Regions from separate parts of the Homo sapiens genome. Here region 2 is linked to region 1. Evidence: chromatin loops called from intact Hi-C (ENCODE). Cell type or tissue: mammary epithelial cell. All regions are shown on one strand.

Region 1 (8,000 bases):
AATTTGGAGATTTCTCAAAGAACTTAAAACAGAACTACCATTTGACGCAGCAATCTCATTACTGGGTATATACCTGTAGGAGTATAAATCATTCTACTATAAAGGTACATGTACGTATATGTTCATTACAGCATTCATTATCACAATAGCAAAGACGTGGAATCAACTTAGGTGCCCATCAATGGTAAATTGGATAAAGAAAATGTAGTACGTTTATACCATGGAATACTACACAGCCACAAAAATAACAAAATCATGTTTTTTTGCAGCAGCAGCATGGATGGAGCAAGAGGTCATTATCCTGAGAAAATCAACACAGGAACAGAAAACCAAATGCCGCATGTTCTCACTTACAAGTGGGAGCTAAACAATGAGTGCACATGGACTCAAAGAAGGGAACAGTAGACACTGGGGCCTATTTGAAGGTGTAGGGTAGGAAGAGGGTGAGGATCAAATAACTACCTATTGTGTACTATGCTTATTACCTGGGTGATGAAGTAATCTGTACACCAAACCCCTGTGACACACAATTTACCCATGTAACAATCATGCACATGTACCCTAAACCTAAAATAAAAGTTGGAAGGAAAAATAGAGAACGAATACTAAAAAAAATTTGCAGAAATAATGGGTCAAAAATTTCCAAACCCTCAAACGTAAAAACTGCATCAAGGTATATCATAATCTAATTGCTTAAAACCAATGATGAAGAGAAAATCTCAAAAAGCAGCCACAGTAAAAAGATCTATGTGTAGAAAAGAGTGAAGACTGCTGTCCTTAGAAAAGGCTACTTGTGGGTTTGGTCCTTGGCTGGTGTCTGGGAACTTGGATTCCAAGAGACAAGTTTTGTTTCCCTCTTTCCTTCTGTCTGAAGGCTGATAACTCTATTGCAATGACCAAGGATTCAGGGAATGTTAATTCTGAAGTTCTCCATTCCCTGGACCCAAGCACAGTCTCTCCTATAGAAGCCTGTTCAAATGGCAACAGCTCTGAGCCCTCACTTAATTTACTCAGAAGGGGTCCAGCTTTCTCTAGTTCCCCAAATTTTCCCAGGTGCCCAGAGGTTCTTGCGCAGTCTCAGGATTTGGCTTTCATTCTGCCTCTCCTTGCCTGAAGAACCCTTCCCTGATGACCTTGTGATTTTCAGAATATCTGCAGTGATATGGCTCCAGCAGAGCTGCCCACCTCCTGTGAGCACAGCTTCACCTTCCTCAGCTCTTTGCTTATGCTTAGTCAGGGGAGTCACCTGGCAAGCACATGATCACATGACAAACATGGTCCCCAAGTGTCCCAGGAGCTCTTCAGTGATGAGTTCCTTGAGGATGGACACCATATCTTGTCTCCAAGGCATGACCACAGTGCCAGGTGGCTGGACCATGAATGGGTTATGATGGATCAGAATTCTCTGAGGACAGAATTCTCAGGGTTGATTCCTGGTTACTTGTCCAGGCTCCTATCATCATGCCCCTTAATTCCCAGCTATCCATCCCAGGGCAAACTTCCTCCCAGGGTCTGTCCTGTCCTTTCAGCAATTGGGCTCCAGTTGAGGCTACCCCAGTCCATAAGGTGTATTTTAATAATTTAAACTTCAGAGGGGAGGGATCAGAGTTCTCTTCCCTCTTCTCTTTGGAGGAACTTATCATATGTAAAACTACGGTTGCAAATAAATAAGTAAAAAGCAAATGGTGTGATGAGGGAGGGTTGATATCCCATTACTTTCCTGCTGGTCTTTCAATTCCAGTTGCTTGCTTAGGGTCAGCTGTTTGTAAATGCTTGTTGAATGAATAAAATAGAGGAGGTTAAGATGATTAGGCTCTGTGTCTCCACCCAAATCTCATCTTGACCTGTACCCCCCAGGTGTTGAGGGAGGAATCTGGTCGGATTGAAAGGAGGTAACAGTGGAATGCCATGCACGATCTCGGATTTTCTTTTGGGTAGATGACATTATTGGGACAAGTTGGTAAAATCTAAATAAGGTTTGCAGGGTAGATAATAGTATTGAATTTATGCCAAATTCCTGATTTTGATAAGTGAATTGCAGTTATATAAGGGAATGTCCTTCTTTTTAGGAACTATGTACTGAAGATTTGGGGGCAAAAGAGGACCACATCTGCAACTAACTGGAGATGGTTCAGAAGATGATGCACACACACTCAAGCATATCGAGAGAGAAAGGGGCAGAGGACACAGAAGGCCCTGAGTTTAATGTGCATGTTTTGGGGAATTTGGAAGAAGAGCCCCTGATAATTCATCCTTCATTATTCTTGCAACTTTTCTCTAAATCTGAAATTATATTAAAATATAAAGTTAGAAGAAAACATGAAGAGTACTCACTTAGTATTCATTCATCTCACACCGACATTGTACCCTCTCCAGACATTGATCCATGAAGTGACTTTTCCTGTGATGGGCCATGAGCCAGGGATGTGCTGGGGGGAATGGGGAGATGAATAAACTCCCACCTCACTCTTTAGGGGTCTGTGGAATGGTGGATGAGACAGACACACCTTGTCTCTACCCTGCACCGTGTAACTGGGCCTTGCGTGGTCCTTTGTGAGTGTGTAGTAAGGGTAATTTCTTCAGAAGAGTTCATGAAGAAGCAGAAAATATGGCCAGGTGAATACATTTTCCTTAAAAAATAACTTACATGGTGAAACCCCGTCTCTACTAAAAATACAAAAATTAGCCAGGCGTGGTGGCAGGCGCCTGTAGTCCCAGCTACTCGGGAGGCTGAGGCAGGAGAATCGCTTGAACCTGGGAGATGGAGGTTGCAGTAAGCCGAGATCGCGCCACTGCACTCAGCCTGGGCAACAGAGAGACTCTGTCTCAATAATAATAATAATAATAATAATAATAATAAAAATTACACATCAAAGTGCCCTTTGTATAAAGCACTTATAAGTGAGTCTATTTAAAATTAATTTTAGAGACATCATAAAAGTGAGTCATCTCATTTAATTTTTACAACCATCCTCTGAAGTAGGTACTTACTTAATCTCATTATGACACAACTTATTTGCAGTAAAGGAAACAAACGTGGAAAGGTTAAGTTACCTGCCCCAAATCAAGGAACTACAAGGAACTGTCCATCTGGACGCTGAGCTCTAAGCTTCTAATAATAATTGCACACCTCTAGGGTTAGGAAGGGCAGGTCTATGGGCTGATGAGAAAGTGTCTAGGAAGCCGATGGCCAAATTTACCTGCTTGGCTTTACGCTGCCTGCGTGGGTGTGTCCAAAGCTCAGAGCTCCTTGAGGCCTTCCTCTGTGGGTCCGCTAGAGGGCGCTGTTGGCCCAGTTCAGAAGTATGTTTTTGCCCTTGAATTCAGGTGTGGTCAGGGAAGGAATTGCTGTAAAAGCTAAAGAAGCTTAAGCTTCAGGACTTCTCACCTGTACAGACCCCTTCTGCTTTTGTACCTAACTTTGCATTTATAATTTCGTATCATTTTCCCATAAGAGGGCTTCCTGAATAAGTTGCGGGCTCCTCAAATCTGTAGTCCCCTTTCTTATGTCAATACTTTGGTAACTCAGCCTGGGGGACTGGGACATTGAGCGTCTTGAGCATCATGAAGTGTAAATTTCCAGGGCATCTGGCTGTCCGTCTTCCGGCTGTGGACTCCCGGAGAGCAGGGGCTCTGCCCTGTTTGACTTGGACTGTCTGCTATGTAGAACAAGCTGTTTGTAAATGTTTGTTGAAAGAATGAAATAAAGGAGGTTGAGATGGTTAGGCTCTGTGTCCCCACCCAAACCTCATCTTGACCTGTACTCCCCAGGTGTTGAGGGAGGAACCAGGTGGGAGGTGATTGGATCATGAGGGCGGTTCCCCCCATGCCGTTCTCGTGATAGTGAGTGAGTTCTCACGAGATCTGATGGTTTTATAAGGGGCTCCTCCCCCTTCACTTCCTTCACAAGCGTCCTCTCCTGCTGCCGTGTGAGATATGGCTGCTTCCCGTTCTGCCATGATGGTAAGTTTACTGAGGCCTCCCCAGCCACGTGGAACTGTGAGTCAATTAAATCTCTTTTCTTTATAAATTACCCAGTCTCAGGCAGTTATTTAGAGTCGTGTGAAATGGACCAATACAGAGGTAAACAGCCCCCCCAGCACCACTGCCGCTGCTTTAATCTTCTCTTTGGGTCTCAGTTCCCCAACTTTAAAGGTGGGGGCAGGCATTGGATTAGAGTTCATCTCTAAGTCTCTTTTCAGTCAGATGTTTACTCTAGGATTTGCTCCCTGTCCATCCCTTTCTCAACTCTACCACCTGTCATTTCATTTTATTTCTCTAGTTCTGTCCTCCTCTCCAGCCCATGCCCTCACATGGCTAGAGCCTCCTTGGCTCTGCTAACACCTTTAGGTGCTGGGATTACATGCATGAGCCACAGAATCTGGCCATGGTATAGAACATTTTTACCACCCCAGAAAGCTTCCCATGCCCCATTTCTTCTCCAGTCTTTGGCTTCTGGCAACTACTGATCTGTTCCCTGGCACTGTGCTTTGCCTTTTCTAGAATTTCATATACATGGAATCCTACAGAAAGTAGTCTTCTGTGTCTGCCTGCTTTCATTCAGCATAACGTTTTTGTGATTCATCCAGGTTCCGTCATGCATCTGTCATTCATTTCTTCTTGTTACTGACTAGTATTCTATTGTATGGGTATACCATAATTTACCTACCAGTTGATGAACAAGGCACCAGAATGAAAATGGTCCGAGTTTGAATTTAGACTCTGCTATGCGTTGCCTGTATGATCCTGAGCAAACTGTGTAGCTTCTCTAAGCCTCACACTTCTCAGCTGTACAGTAGGGACAGTAACACCTTCCCCTAAGGTTGCTGAGAGGATTAGATGAGCTCAGCCCTGAGGAACACCTCGCTGTGTGTCTGGTACTCAATAGCTGGTTGTTATCAAGGATGTATTGAACTGTCTGAACCAGGTGGGGGCATATTCTGCTCTACTCTTATCTTTCTTACAATATCGTAGGCAGATCCTTGAGATTTTTGGTCATTTGCAGCTAAGTACTTCAATCTGGTTTTTCATTTAATGCTCCTCTTTCCCACCCTCCCGCTCAGGCTTGACCCAGCCCCAGAGACCTGCGCCGGGAGAGGGATGGGAAAGGTTGGGAGCAATGGGCAGGATGCTAGCTGTTTCTCAGGGTGCCTGTGTGGGTTCTTCAGAGGTCCTCGTGAAGAGCTCTTGTGGGAGCCCTGACCACCCCATTAGCCCCCATCGTTGCCAGGGGGAGCCCACAGCTTCTTGCCACTCAAGTCTCCTTGGGTAATGATTAGGATCTTTGGACGTGGAAATTGCTCAAGTCTTGGTCCTTCAGTGGTGTTCTCTCCGCCTGTGGGAGACTCACGCATCTTTGCCATGCTATAGTGGGAGTGCCTGCTGCTGCACCTCCACCCCCTACCCTGTGCCTCGCTCCAGGTCTTTTCTCCCCTGTTCTGTTAGACTTAAGGGGCAGATCAGAGAGTCTGCTGCAGAAACACAGATCTAGGGTCCTTTTCTTTCAGGCAGCCCCTAGCAGATGCTGGGATGTGGGCAATGTCTCCTACCTACATTCCTTGTCTCTGCTAAAGTGCTCACTGGCTAACCTCCAGGGCAGCCCCTGTATCTCTTTGCCTGAGGGCGTTCTACAGTGGCCAGGCCCCGGGCCAGAGTAGTGGGCCTAAGTACCAGGAAATTAACACCACAGCAGCAGCCCTCCATGATGACTGGTGAGTGTTGGCGTGTATTAATAAATGCCCAGGTCCCTTGCCCCCTGGTGGGATGACTCTGAAAGTCGTCTTCCTCACTAGCTCCCAGTGTTTCACAGCAGGATGAATTCCCTCTCATCCACAGTGGTCACTTCTCAATAACCACACCCTTTTCACTGCCGTTCTTTCTCCAGCTCTTTCTTATTCCCCTCCTGGAGTTTCCTTGGATAATCTCTCAAGTTAGTCACGTGTCCTTGGATTCTTGCCTCAAGGTCTCCTTCTGGGGAACCCAAACGATGCCATAGCCCTAATCTTTGCAAATGACTTTCTTGAAGTTGGCTTGGGTGGGAGCCAGGGCCGTACAGCAGGAAACGAAAAGACACAGCGCTCTCCCCATATTTCAAATACTCCCTTGTCTAGTGAGTCCTCTGGAATTCCTCCAGGTCTTTTGCTGATAAAGGTTGGAGGGGCTTGGGAAGGGGTGATGGCTGTGGGGCAGAGGTACTTCTGTCCTTTCTTGGCTCATCTTGCATGGCTATGTCACTGTGCTTTTTAGAATGTGAGAGGATTTCATGCCCATTGTCCCTAGTTTGGGGGTTTATGCAGAATTTTGGGACAACAGGGAAAACCTGTTTTCTTAGCACAATGCACAGCATTTACATATTAGTCTGCTCAGGCTGCCCTAATGAAATATCATAGACAGTGTGGCTTAAATAACAGACATTGATTTCTCACAGTTCTGGAGGCTGGAAGTCTGAGATCAGGGTGCAGTGTGGTAGGGTCTGGTGAGGACCCTTTTCCAGGCTTGCAGAAAGCTGCCTTCTCACTGTGTCCTCACAAGACAGAGGGAGAGCGCTGATGTCTGTTTCTCTTCTTATAAGGGCACTAATCCCATCACGAGGACCCCACCCTCATGACCTCATTAAGCCTAATTATCTCCCAAAGGCCCTAGCCCCAAATACAGTCTCACTGGGAGTTAAGGCTTCAATATAAGAATTCGGGGGAAAACAATACGGTCTGAAGCAGCTTATTGACATGATGATGATGCACCTCTGATTTTACCACTGAAACCTGTTTCTCCTGCTGTATTCCTTATGTTGGGGAAGACATTCTTTCCTCCCTGACTTCCTCCTCCCCTCATGTCTGGTTAGGCATAAAGTGTTGTCAATTCTACCACCTCCTAAGTATTAAGTACTTCCTCTCCGCTGTCCTCCACAACTTCTCTAGGCCAGGCTCTCATGCCTCATATTGGTCAGGATTGAGTTTCATGTGTGTCCCTGTGAAGAGACCACCAAACAGGCTTTGTGTGAGCAATAAAGCTTTTTAATCACCTGGGTGCAGGTGGGCTGAGTCCGAAAAGAGAGTCAGCAAAGGGAGATAGGGGTGGGGCCGTTTTATAGGAGTGGAGTAGGTAGTGGAAAATTACAGTCAAAGGGGGTTGTTCTCTGTCTGGCAGGGGTGGGGGTCACAAGGTGCTCAGTGGGGGAGCTTTTGAGCCAGGATGAGCCAGGAGAAGGAATTTCACAAGGTAATGTCATCAGTTAAGGCAGGTATAGGCCATTTTCACTTCTTTTGTCATTCTTCAGTTACTTCAGGCCATCTGGATATGTATGTGCAGTCTTGGGCCCAGAGGCCTGACATTGAGTAACAGAAAACAGCTCCATTGCTTACAAAGGTGAAGGGTGTATTATTACATGCAAAAGGAAGTCTGGGGCAGGCAGTCCAGAACTGGAACAAATGCCCAAAAATGTCATCAGGGACCCTGGTGCCTCCTCCTGTTTCTACTCCAGTATCCTCAGTGTTGGCACTGGTTCTTGTGGTCACAGGGTAGTTGCTGCTTCTCCAGGCGTCACTTCCTCATTCCAGGCCATAACTCCTAATTGAGAGCCTTTGTCTTTTTTACTGGGGAGGGGCTCGAGTGAGTGTGCAGGGGCAGGGGGTGTGCAGATGGCTTAGAGTAGCCAGTTCCCGGGATTTGCTACATCATGTCTTACCATAGCTGCCTCCTAACTGATCTTTCTGCCTCCATTCTCACCGGTACATTCTTGTTGACAGCATGTCCCTCTAGGGGCAATAAGAAACCATTATACCTAGCAAATCAATGATAAGACAAATGGTAACCATAATACCAATGGGAAGTACTTATTAGATGTGTAAATTGCATGCGGAACATTTAGTGCTTAAAGGGATACTCATGAAAGCCACTTTGTTATTATTTCACTCTGTCCCTCTAATGCTGGCTGGAGGATGGCTGTCCTTTCCCTGTCCTTGGATGAAAACTCTGCTCATCTCCATGACTCTGTCTGTCAC
Region 2 (8,000 bases), 820 kb after region 1:
TCATACTGCACTTCGCATACTCTTTGGACACTCCTAGCCTTTTCACAGCTTCATACCTCTATACATGCAAGGCCTAAAATCAACTTTTAAAAAACTTCTTCACTGGGAAAAATTCCTACTTTTCTGTCAAGACAATCCTTTAATGAAGGCTTCTCCAGGAAGAGCAGCTCCTCACTTCTCTAGACTTCTCACCATCTCACTTCACTCACACCATCTTTCATCAAGTCCATCCTGTACACTAGGTTGTATGTTTCTAAAGGCCAGTGGCCAGGCCTTATTCAGCTCTATATTCTGGGTGTTTAGTACAGGATTTGGAATATAGTCGCATTTTTAAAGGGCTGAAATAATTGAAATAAGGAAGTAGAGTCAAGATTAGAACCCTGAAACTCATACTCATCCTTGTGTCTTTTTTCTTTTCTTGAGATGGAGTCTCACTGTTGTCACCTGGGCTGGAGTGCAATGGCACCATCTTGGCTTACTGCAACCTCTACCTCCTGAGTTCCAGCAATTCTCCTGCCTCAGCCTCCTGAGTAGCTGAGGTTACAAGCGCCCATCACCATGCTTGGATAATTTTTGTATTTTTAGTAGAGATAGAGTTTCACCATGTTAGCCAGGCTGGTCATGAACTCCTGACCTCAGGTGATCCACCCGCCTTGGCCTCCCAAAGTGCTGGAATTACAGGTGTGAGTCACCATGCCTGGCCTCATCCTTGTGTCTTAACTATCATTAACTTCAGGAAGTCTTTTCTGAGGCTCACAAAGGAGGTGTGCTACCGTCTAAATATTTGTGTTCCCTCAAAATTCAGAGGTGGAAACTTAACGCCCAAGATGATGGTGTTAGGAGGTGACACCTATGAGGAGGTGATTGTCTCATGGCAGCAGAGCCCCTGTGGATTGGATTAGTGCCATTATAATACAGGACCCAGAGAGCTCCCTCACTCCTTCCACCATGTGGGGACTCAGTGAGAAGATGTGGTCTATGAACCAAGAAATGGGCCCTCAATAGACAAAAAATCAATGGGCATCTTGATCTTGGACTTCCCAACCTCCAGAGCCATGAGAAATAAGTTTGTGTTTCTTATTAGCTACCCAGTATGTGCATTTGCCATAACAGCTTGAGTGGATTAACCTGTAGCACTATGTGTTTTCTACTGTAGCACTATCACATTTTCTGCTATAATCACTGAATTAAATGTCTGTTTCCTAACAGCTATAAACTCCATGGGATATGGAGTTCATTCATGAGATACAGATATGTTCATTGCAGCATTTTTCACAATAGCCAAGATATGAAAATAATCTCAGTGTCTGTCTGGATCATTGCTGCTTATTGCTTCAGACCTAGTGCCCAGTACACAGTAAATGCTCAATAAATGGTGGTTTCATGAATAAATGCATGATTTCTCTTTAGTGATCTTTTAGCACATAAATTTTTCCTCTTTGCTTCTTACCCTGGAACTACAGCTTCCCTTTCCCAACACCATTTCTTAGCAGCAGGAAATACTATTTCCAAGACAAATTGTTGAACCATCTGTCCTCTCCTTACTTGAGGAATGTCTTTGCTGCCTAAGTGGTGGGGAGGTGACAATTCATGACCAATCTGCTTTGTTAGGATTTGGATGTGACATCACTCTGTCTGCTGAGCCCACAATAGTCACAATCTCAATGGTCCTTAGGACCTGATTACACTAATTACACAACATCCTTTTGTAGAGGAAATGAGGATTTGAACTAAATGTGAGGGATCCCAACAGGGCGGGTGGCTTTAAAAGTGTGATGTTATCACGTGTGCTATGCAAATTGCATTTGGGTTGAAATACGAGTTCTCTTCGCCTGACTCAAAAGCGCTGGGTGAAAACATCAGAGTTACTGTAAAATATGGTGACATGCCAGAGCTCACACATTATGCTGAGAGGCCTCTGATACATGATACAGCAAAGGCACTTCCCCTTTATTCTTTTATTCAGCGTTTGAGGGAGTTGCCAATCTAATAATAAATTCTTCTTCCCAGGAAGAAGACACCAAAAGAGGACAAAACAGCATTTTTGATTAAAAAAAAAAAGTGTGTGTGTTAAGAGAGGAAATCGTTTTGCATTTTTTCAGCTCCTTCTACAGAAGGCAGTAGCACTGGAAAAACACACACTCATTTATTGTCACAGCAGCAGAACAGCAGGGACTCCTCATTGTCTGTTTTTCTAAGGATGGAAAATGGAGCCACAGGAGAGTTCTTGAGTACAGCAAGACAGAGCAGGGACAAGATTGTAGAAATAGGATGTCCCTCCTGGAACCAGTAAGATTTTGGGAGGACAGCATCATTTGAAAGGACAAAAGAATGGCCAGTCTGACTGCCAAGACATATTCTGTTTTGTATAGAATGAGATGACTCACTTGTGATAATTTGAAAAACCTAAATAAATGGTTTCTAAACTTTTTAAAATTACTTAGCCAGTAAGTTTAAAAAAAAATTTAGGGAATGAATCCCCAACACATTTATTCCTGTTCTTTCCTCTCCATTTGTGAGGAAAAGATAAACTCCCTGAGGACAAATACTTTGCCTTATTCAATACTGCAGCTGAAGTGCCTAGAACGGTGCTTGGGGCATAGTGAGTGCCCAATAAATACCTTTTGAATGAAATAATAAACACATAAATAAATGCATGTATATTTATGTATGAATTGTATCCACATACTCAAACTAATGTATATTCATGTAGCAAAATACTATGCAAATTTTAATGCATATCAGAAGATGGAAACATTTAAATAAAGAGATACAAATAAATATGAACAGTAGTTCTTGTGATTTGTTTCCCCCGTACTTGCCCCAAAATATTACCATCTACTTCACTTTGGACTGGATGTAAAATTATTTTTAAACTTCAGTGTGAATATGAATTGCCAGGGAAGCCTTTTTAAAATGCATATTTTTATCTAGCCCTTCCCTCTCTCATTCCTCAACCTTTGCCTTCAGATTCTGATTTAATAGGTCTGGTAAAGCAAAGCTTGGAAATTGTATTTTTAACAAGCTCCAAGAAAATTGTGATGCAAGTAGACTTGGAATTACACTTCACACAAAACCTATTGTAAGAAAAAGTGTTGACTACCTGGGGCCTAAATCACTACATGTGCAAGCCCCTGCAGTGAGTTTGCTTTACCTTCCAGGATGATGCAGTTTTTTGGAGCTTGGCTTTTCAAATAGAAACACACACACACATACACACACCTTCTCCACAGTGTTTTGTACCCTAAGCGTCAAAACAAAAATCTAAGCTCACCTACAGCAATGTCTTGAGCGGTTTGGGTACCAGAGACATCTCAAAACCATGGACAGCTCCCAGGAACTTACCAGCCACCCACTTACCATAGCCTCCTAGGCATCATTCCCTGTTGTCTGCTGCCCCCTATCTGGGGTGTGCAAAGCAGCACATGTGCCTGTAAAATGGTGGAGTCAAGGCTCTGCTCCCTAAGACCCCAAGAGAACCTACACTGTACCTGAAGGACATCATAGTGGCCTCTCAATCTCCATCTACCTTGTGTCTTCTCGAGTGCTTCCTTCTCCAGAATGCTGTTGGCACTGAGCAGCAGTTCACACCAGCATAATTCATGGCCACACACAAAAATCATAATATGAAGGGAGTACCCAAAATATTACTATCTACTTCATTGGCAGATGAGAAGTAGACAGTGGGTGAGAGAACAGCACCCCAAGTGGGGGAACTGGTTGATCAAGGACATGGTGGCAAAACAATCCTACAAGCATGTAGTAAGCTCCTGTCATATGCCAGGCACTGTAAACAAGGCAATCGGATTAGGTATTTTTTTTCTTTCTTTAAACTTTCCATTTTTAAAAAATTTTAGACTTACAGAAGAGTTACAAAAATAGTAAAAAGTGTTTACATTCTTAATGTTAACAACTTAACCATAATTCAATTATCAAAATCAGGAAATTAACATATAAATAATTCAAGTCTGACCAGCTTTCCCCCAATGTCCTTTTTCTGTTCCAGAGTATAATCTAGAATTCTACATTGCACTTATTTGCTATGTTTTAGTCTTTTTCAGTCTATGACAATATCTTATTCTTTCATTGTATTTTATGAATTTGATGTTTATAATTTTTTATATTTCACATACTTTATCAGCAATTCATAACACTGATTACATACAATGAATTGATGTAACATGGTATTTTCTTTCTGTATTTCTAGATACAATATTCCCACAGTAATGGCAATAAGTACATACAAATGGATAATGTACTTTTTAATTTTTATATTGATAAGAAATATATATTATAATCCAATTAAAAATGGGCAAAGGACCTGAACAGAAATTCCTCCAAAGAAGACATACAAATAGTCAACAGGAATATGAAATGGAGTGCAACATCACTAATCATCAGGGAAATGCATATTAAAGCCACTAGGAGAGATCATCTTACTCACATTAGGATAGCTATTATCCAGGAGATAAGAGATAATAAATGTTGGGAAAGATGTGGAGAAAAGGGAACTCATGTACACTGTTAGTAGGAATGTAGATGTGGGTAACCATTACAGAAAACAACGTGGAGGCTCCTAAAGAAATTGAAAATAGAATTGCCATTTGACCCAGTGATCCCACTTCTGGTTATACACCCAAAGGAGATGAAATCACCACCTCATAAAAATATCATGCTCCCATGTTCACTGCAGCATTTTTCACAGTAGCCAAGATATGAAAATAATCTCAGTGTCTGCTGACAAATGGATAAAGAAATTGTGTGGTGTAGGTATGTATGCGTATACATATATATATATATATATATACACACAGACACACACACATATACATATATACACATATACATAATATACATACATACATACATATACATGTATGATTCCACTGTATGTATGCATATGTGTGTATATACACATATGGATTATATGTATATGTGTTTGTATGTATACATATACACAATGGAATATTATTCAGCCTTTAAAAAGAATATCCTGCCTTTTGCCACAACATGGATGAACCCAGACAACATCATACTAAGTAAAATAACCAGACACAGAAAAAAAATATTGCATGATTTCATTTGTATGCAGAATCTACACATTTTTTAAAGGTCAAATATACAGAGATAGAGAATAAAAGCAGTGGTTACCAGCGGCAGAGGATCAGGAAAGAAAATGAAGAGCTATAGGTCAAAGGATTTAAAGTAGCAGATTTGTAGAATAAACAAATCTAGATATATAAGATACAATATGAACACTATAGAACACTATAGTTAATAAAAGTGTATTGTATTAGAGATCTTTGTTAAGTAGATATTAGCTGCTCATTACAAAAATTATCTATGTGCAATAATAGATACATTAACTTGGTTCACTGTAGTAAGCATTTTACTATCTATACTTATAACATCATGTTGTAAACCTCAAATATACACAATAAAGGGATGAGAAATAACTTAATGTTTACAAAGTGCATTATTCAGGTGATAGTTACACTGAAAGCCTAGACTTCATCACTATACAATATATCCATGTAACAAAACTGTACTTATACCTCTTAAATTTGCACAAATAAAAAAATTATTTAAAAATACTGTATATATTTATGATGTACAACATGATGTTTGGAAATATGTATACATTTTGGACTGGCTAAATCAACTAACCTGCCCATTAGCTCACATACTTATTTTTTTGTCATGAGAACTCTTAAAATAAACTCCTTTAGCAATTTAACATGACTTCAATATGTTTAACGTGTAACGCTCAGTTATTTTGTAGAGTATCTCTCAATTTGGGTTTGTCTGACACTTCCTCATGATTCCTTTTTGAGGTTTGAGGTTATAAATTTTTGGCAAAAATATGACAAAAGTGATATACTCTTCCTGGTTCATCACATCAGGGTAATTTGATATCAAAATGACTTATTGGTGATATGAGCCTTGAGCATTTGGTTAAGGTGATGTCTGCTGAGTTTTGTTAAAGTTAATAGTTTTCATTTGAAATTGATAAATATCCTGGGAGAGATAGTTTGAAAATAATAATAATATATTGTTTCTTCTCAAACTTTTACCTACTAGTTTTTATATCTGTCAGTAGCTTATGCCTGTAATAATTATTGCTATGGTATTTGCCTAAAGGAGATTTTGTATTTTTCTCATTTCTTCATTATTAATTGAATTCTTCTGTAAGATAGAGCTATTCCATCTCCCCCTTATATTTATTTATCCAGTTATTTGTTTATGACACTATGGATTTAGGGACATTTACTTTATTCTATGAGTAATAATACAATACTATCCTCATTTATTTTGTTGCTTAAATTGTTCTAGCTTTGGCCATTGGGAAGTCCTTACAGTAAGCACCCATGTCATTTCAACATGCTCCATCCTTTTCTGAGTAGGTTCTTATTTTCTGGTATCACAAGAAAGATATTCCAGGCTCCTCGCCTCACATTTTTCTTGACCCAGCCCTGGAATAAACCACCACTTCTTCAAGGAGTCCTGGTTCTCTTTTTTTTTTTTTTTTTTTTTGAGACTCATTCTGTCACCCAGACTGGAGTGCAGTGATGTGACCTTGGCTCACTGCAACCTCTGCCTCCCAGGTTCAAGCAGTTCTCCTGCCTCAGCCTCCCAAGTAGCTGGGACTACATGCACACACCTCTGTGCCCAGCTAATGTTTTGTATTTTAGTAGAGATGAGTTTTCATCATGTTGCCCAGGCTGGTCTCTAACTCCTGAGCTCAGACAATCTGCCCACCTCAGCCTCCCAAAGTGCTAGGATTACAGGCATAAGCCACAGCACCCTGCCATGTCCTGGTTCTTTTTATTGGAGAATGGCACCTAGAAGCCAAGAACTTAGTGATAGGGATGTTCACTACCACTTGAATAACATTGCTTAAGTTCTCTCTGTGGCCAAAGCTACAAAATAAATGCATGTGTACATAAATATCTATATATATTTATATAAACACATATAAACATGTGTGTGTATACACATATATATATTAGAACCATGAGTTCATAATCCTCCAATTCCAACCCAATACCACTAAATTCACTCTAGCTTTTCCCCTTTTAACTTCTTTCTCCGACAGTGAGATACCTGACTCTTGACTGTTATCTACAATTTATTTACGTGCTTGTTCAACAAATATACACATGTAGTAACAGAACTGTAAACATGCCCGATGAGAATACAGTTGCTGTGCACAGCTCTTTTTGTCTTTAACCTTGCAGTATCTTTCAAAAAGAAAAAAACTGCTTTCCAGAAGTAGAATTTTAGTGTCAATTTACAGTGTATGTGTGTATGTTTTAGCATTTGTGTGTTTTATTCTGTACTTTCTATGATTTAAATACCTCTACTCACCCCATTTTCCAAATGTAAACTGAAATTAAGACAGTGAAAACAGCTGTTACTATACCAGGTTACTATAGTAGGTGAGGGAACAATATGGATCTCACAGACAGTGCTCTGTTACACATACAAGCTCCTCTCTACCTTAATCCTCTTGATGTGCATCCACATCCTCTCTACAAAGCTTAGGATTAATCGCTTGTCAGAGTATTACATAAGCAATAAGCAATAACCAAACTGCTGGCCACCATTTTCCAAGGCCTGCTTCCACGGACACCTGTGCTTGACCCTGTCATCACATTTATTGCCTTTTGACTACCTTTTTACTATTATCCCTACACCTCTGCCACCCTGAGTCTAAGTCCTTGATAGTGTCTTACTTATACCTATCTACATTCCCTTAGTGCTCACAATAAAGTACGTATTCTACATGTTTCTTGAACATCTGAAAGAACATGAGTCAAATTGAAACAGTTTGGCTTAGACAGTGTCCTTAGATCCCCTGCAGAAAATCACCAAGTCTGCTTGCTAAAAATGTGAACCCAGGGCCTTACCTGGAAGTCCTAAGATTCAGTAGTTTAGGGCCACGCCCAGGAATATGCATTTGTACAAGAAAACCCGTAATTCTTATCTACTTTTACATT

Evidence for each region. Peaks named below come from ENCODE experiments on the same cell type or tissue, not always from the same donor. Only the 100,000 strongest peaks of a DNase experiment are listed, where the experiment ranks them.
Region 2: a loop joins it to region 1, with 8 times the contacts of the local background. A loop is called at or near these places in 4 of 110 quality-filtered maps.

Annotation. Positions count from the first base shown.
Region 1 is chr22:35,226,961-35,234,960 of GRCh38, reverse strand. It overlaps LINC01399 (long intergenic non-protein coding RNA 1399), which reads left to right and starts at 3,905. Exons shown (of 6, transcript NR_126356.1): 1 at 3,905-3,963. It overlaps LOC105373017 (a long non-coding RNA gene), which reads left to right. Exons shown (of 4, transcript XR_938210.3): 4 at 2,070-2,318. In mammary epithelial cell, a CTCF peak has its summit at 3,278 (motif pointing right); a DNase peak (open chromatin) is centred at 3,270.
Region 2 is chr22:34,410,384-34,418,383 of GRCh38, reverse strand. No RefSeq gene overlaps it. Among named protein-coding and RNA genes, the nearest start is that of LL22NC03-13G6.2, 200 kb to the right of the region's middle. RefSeq lists a silencer at 3,302-3,451. In mammary epithelial cell, a CTCF peak has its summit at 3,394; a DNase peak (open chromatin) is centred at 3,373.